Regions from separate parts of the Mus musculus genome. Here region 1 is linked to region 2. A link is a loop called in an ENCODE intact Hi-C map of the cell type or tissue named here. Cell type or tissue: left cerebral cortex. All regions are shown on one strand. Region 1 has its middle 19 kb from the start of Sdr39u1. Region 2 holds the start of Tinf2 (Terf1 (TRF1)-interacting nuclear factor 2).

Region 1 (2,500 bases), 240 kb after region 2:
CACCCCCCCTCACTACGTAGCCCTGGCTGGCCTGAGCTTCCCTTGCCTCTGTCTCCTGAGTGCTGGGGTTAAAGAAAGCTCTTGCCTCCACACATGGTTTAGACAGTGCGCCCACTCTGTGCCTTTCCCTTGCCACTTGATGGCACCTTTTGATGACTAGAAATCTTTCTTATAGTCCAATTCATCAAATAACTTTTATTTCAAGACAATAACTCTCAATTATGGAGTGACTTTTTTGTACCCTTCAGTAGAAAATCATATAAAATAGAGGATACTCAAGTAAATATGGATACTAGGTAAACAGTAAACAACAACAACAACAACAACAACAACAACAACACCTTTCTGATTAAACGTAGGGCCATGTGCCTCAGCCGTATCCCCAGCCCCAGTCTTCTTGTGTAAACTTACAACTTTGATTACGTTTTGTTTATTTAGTGTGAATGCACTTATGCTCGCACAGTGTGCGCATGAATGTGTTTGTGTATGTGAGGAGGTCGAAGGCCAGCTTGTAGGGTGAGCCATCTCCTTCCACTCTGTGGGTCCCAGGGATTGAACTCAGGCTGTCAGACCTAGCTCAGGCGCTTTATTCACAGAACCACCTTGATGGCCCCATAGACTTTTCTATCATTTTGAGGTGAGAGCTTTCTTGGTTGCTCAGGGAACCAAGGGTTGATCCCTTCTGCCACAGCCTCCTGAGAAACTGGAATAACAGGTCTGTGCCATGGAGTCCAGTGTGAAAGATACCTCACTATTTTTCTGTGTGTTTACATGTGTACGTGTGGATGTTTGTACTTTTTCTTCTTTATCCAAAGTTCAAATTTAATAGGACATCTTGTTTTTCCTCCTTCCCTTTTAGGTCTTTCAACTACAGACCTTTTTTGTTGCTGTCTTGGACACATTTTTGTCATAATGGGCGATAAACAAGGACTTCTGCTGCCATCTAGTGGACAGATGCACACATGCTGTATAGACAGGATGTCTTTTGTGGCAGGAATTTATTAGTCCCTACCGTGCGAGGCAGAGAGCTGGCTTCGTGCTGTTTTGTGTGTGGAGAAGAAATCTGCCTGACCTGCCACTTCCTAAAAAGTGATGCAGGTATCTTCTTAGTGCATCGTCAGGGAGTTCTGCTTTGTTATTCACCAGCTCACGATCAGGAATTGGTTTTTGAGTCCACAAATGGGAGTCAGATTTAATTCATGGCATAGTTGTCCTTTCCCCTCCCCTGAACATCCGAGTGCTTATATGCCAGTGGGTCCCTTTCTGGACTCCATCTCGATTTTTTTTATTGCTTTAGATGATGCCTTTACAATACCACATTATTTAACCACAATACAAATAGTTAGATTCCTGGGCCTATTTTAGATTGGTCGTTCCCTCCTAACCCCCACCCCAGAAACAATCCCTGAGACAAAGATCTGAATACAAGTATTTTATCAGTGATGTGATTCCTAGAACTATTCCTGGAGCAGGGAAGAAATGAAACAGAAGGAAAGAAGAAAGAAAGCACAGTGCATGTTGGTGAGAAATTAACCTCTGCGGGCAACTGAGGGGTTACATTGGTTACCTGGGGACTGTGGGAGAAAGTGATGAAACTGGGCTCTTCATGCGCTAGTCTTCAACCATTATGATGAAGCTACTTCAGGGACATTTACTTTCCAATGTTGGTTGTCTGCTCTGGTCTGCTGTGTGCTGGTTGAGAATATTCCTGTAACCGAATAAAGGTGGAAAGGAGGGAGAAAGGGAGGGAAGTTAAGGGGAGAGAGGGAGAGAGAAAGAAGCAGAGAGACAGAAACAGTGACACATACACACAGACACACACAGACAGACACACACAGACACAGCACACACACACAGACACACACAGACACAGCACACACACAGACACACACACACACACACACACACACACACACACACACACACACAGAACAAAGGGAACAAGAAGGTCTTCTCAAGATGTCTGCTCTGGTGAGTATCGTTGGCAACCCTGGTAGGACAGCACTGGCCCCAGCTGCCCTCCTCCTGTGCAGGGGTCTGCCCCACTGATGCCCCATACCAAGTTCCTTTCAGTTGCCTTTTCACTTTTTAATGAAAAGCTTTTGAACGGATAAAGAAAACAAGGTGCATATGCGCAATGGAATTTACTTGGTGGTAATGAAAAATAAAGTACAAATTTTGTGGGAAAATTAGATGGGATTGGAAAACATTATGTTAAGTGAGGTGACCCAGCTATGGCAAGCTAATGGTTCATGTCTTGCATATGCAGATCCCGGCTTTGGGTTTTTATGTGTGTGCATTAACGTGGGAGCGAGTGTGTACATAGACCAGGGAACTAGAGCAGGGTCCATGAGAGGGGAGGGGTTTCCTGGTAGTAGGAAGGGAGTCGAAGATGTATGATATGAAAGAAGGAGGTGGAATGCTGGGGATGGGATTGTTTAGGTGGGGGCGGGGCAGACAGAGGAGGAAAGGATGGGGATGCTGCAGGGTGATGGCTGGG
Region 2 (2,500 bases):
ACCCCATGTCCATACCATACTGGTGCAAAGCAACCGAAGAAGTGATGAACGAGCCCGGCTGACTCCAACTTAGAGCATCCTGAAGCTGTGGGCAAGGCGACAGATAGGAAGATCATAGTTCTCGGGGAAGCCACCCAGCCTTCCGCCCTTAAAGTGTTTCTTTCTCAACAACCTCTTGTGCTCTGACTGGAGGCAGTGCTTTCTCTAGCTGACACAAGTATTCAAACAACAGCTTTTCCATGGCAACTAGAAAGGATTCCCCATAGTCTTGTTCTAGTTCCTGTATGTGGGAAAGTGAAGCAGGTCAGATGAATTTTAGAAAACAAAACAAAACAAAACAGGAATCCCATAACATCCTCCAAACCAACCATTCTCACCTGCAGGCTCGAAGGCGGGTCCTCTGACAGGTGCTTCACAAGCAAGCAAAAATTTTCCCGTGCCTCCAAAAGCTTCCTGTCTTCTTTTGTCTGTTGAGGATATTGAAGACAGGAAAATTTGGGTGAGGAGGTGTCGCTAGGACCCAGGGGCAACTTGGTTGCATCAGGCCTGAGTTTGGTCTGCCCAAGATAGCACTCACAGCTTCGGGGTCCAGTGGTACTTACTGTTCTGGACTCTGCTGGGAAGTGATGCTTCAGGGCATTCAGGACCTGGTCCCAGGGTCGCGCCTGCAGGATCAGCTCCACCACCACCTGCACGGTACAGGGCTCAGAACACCTACCCTTTTCCAGCCGATCTTAGTCCCAACCAGACGTCCTTCTCTCTAGTACCTTGGCCTTTAGGCTCATACACAGGCGTTCATGGTGCCGGTAGCAAACCAAGCCGGGGGCAGCAGCGCGCAAGGACTGCAGAAACTCCACCACTTTCGGGAAGTGCTCTACGCGGCGACGGCGGACTACCAGCCAGCTGGCGGCGGCAGCAAACCGCAGAGACGCGGGACCTACCCCTGGAGGTGGGGCCATGGCCCGCGGGCGCCCTTTCCTCCTTTCGTTCAACCCAGGCTTCCCGGACGCTCCCGTAGGCGGAGCCCCGCTTCTCTCATCTGCACCGGAAGGTCGGCGGACCAGCTGGGCCCATTTCGCGGAGCCACGGGAACCCCGCAGTCTCCTCTCAGGCGGTGACTTAAGTGTATCAACCTGTCCAGATCACTAAACTTAAAATGCCGCCACTGAGGGAAACGCAGGAGTACGTCACTTCCGCCTGGGCGCGCGGCTTCCCTCCCCGGAAGAGGCCGCGGAGGGAGCTGTGACGTCACGAGGTCCCCTGCACTGTGAAAGTGACGTACGACCTAGCGTCACTCTCCATCACCCCTGCAAGCTGTAAACCTAGGTGTCTGAATCAGCGTCTGCCAAGCCCTTCCCGGGCCGCCAGCCGCTCCCAGGAAAAATTCTGCCATTCCTCTCGCGAAACAGAAGAGGGCGCTCGCTCGTTTCAAAAAACCAAACACAGGCCTGAGTGGTAACTCCGCCCTCCTGTCCTGACTCGCCGGTGCCTAAACGAATATAGTTTGAAATATCCTAGGGCTAGTCAGGGTTCTCCTGGACAGTAGGATGACAGCCGTTTTATGCTTTTCTGTGCCACATCTTTGCTGTTTCGTGTAGTTTATAATATTTAAGGGCTTCCTTTTCCAAGTTTCTTTTGAGCACTAACTTGATGGAGTCCTTTAGTGGGTTGACTCTTCTTGCTCTCCCCAAGGACAGAACCGGGCACACTGTGTACAGCTTTACTTTGTTGCTTAAATTAATTATCTGCCTTGCCCACCTTGCAGGAATTTTATGAAACCTGCCCATTATTTGAATGGTTTCCTCCATTCCCAGACTCATGGCTCACACTTTGCCTTGGTTCTCCAGATCAGTATTCAGAGCCTTTCCAGACCCAGTACCAAAGTACTACACTGGATGTTAATGTTGAAGTGGGTTTTCTTCATATTTTTTTCTGTCATTTCTGACCTTACCACTTTCATTTTTTCTTTAAAGATTTATTTATTTTATGTATGAGTACACATTACTCTCTTCAGACACACCAGAAGAGGGCATTGGATCCCCACTACAGATGGTTGTGAGCTACCATGTGGTTGCTGGAAATTGAACTCAGGACCTCTGGAAGAGCAGTCGGTGCTCTTAACCGCTGAGCCATCTCTCCAGCCCCACTTTCATTTTTTCTAAAGAATTTTCCCACAGAGTGTGCTGGTGCACACCTCTAAATCCCGGCGTGAGATGGGGTTTTTTTTTTTCCCCCTTGTTTTCAGTACTGTAAATACTTTACTCCCTTGTTGCTTGCATGGTTCTGGGTAGAAGTCCAATCTAGTTACACATTGTTTTTAAAGCTGAGAAATTAATTTCCTTTTTAAAGCTATCATGTATTAATTTAACTCTTTTGATACTTTATTTTTATTTAATGTGGACCAGTGTTTTGTCTGAATGTATGTCTGTGAACCATGTGTGTGGAGTGCCCATGGAGGGCAGGTGAAGATTTAAGTCTCCTGGGATGGAGGTTACAGAGG

Evidence for each region. A loop is a pair of places that touch in the nucleus more often than their neighbours do. Peaks named below come from ENCODE experiments on the same cell type or tissue, not always from the same donor. Only the 100,000 strongest peaks of a DNase experiment are listed, where the experiment ranks them.
Region 1: a loop joins it to region 2, with 3 times the contacts of the local background. A loop is called at or near these places in 5 of 42 quality-filtered maps.

The regions. Positions count from the first base shown.
Region 1 is chr14:55,917,922-55,920,421 of GRCm38, forward strand. No RefSeq gene overlaps it. Among named protein-coding and RNA genes, the nearest start is that of Sdr39u1, 19 kb to the left of the region's middle. In left cerebral cortex, a CTCF peak has its summit at 971 (motif pointing left); a DNase peak (open chromatin) is centred at 950.
Region 2 is chr14:55,680,623-55,683,122 of GRCm38, forward strand. It overlaps Tinf2 (Terf1 (TRF1)-interacting nuclear factor 2), which reads right to left and starts at 1,195. Exons shown (of 9, transcript NM_145705.3): 1 at 768-1,195; 2 at 603-689; 3 at 378-467; 4 at 173-280; 5 at 1-85. The coding sequence starts at 959. It also overlaps a transcript of Gmpr2 not described here. In left cerebral cortex, a CTCF peak has its summit at 1,401 (motif pointing right); a DNase peak (open chromatin) is centred at 1,280; H3K4me3 peaks cover 1,423 bases; H3K27ac peaks cover 1,266 bases.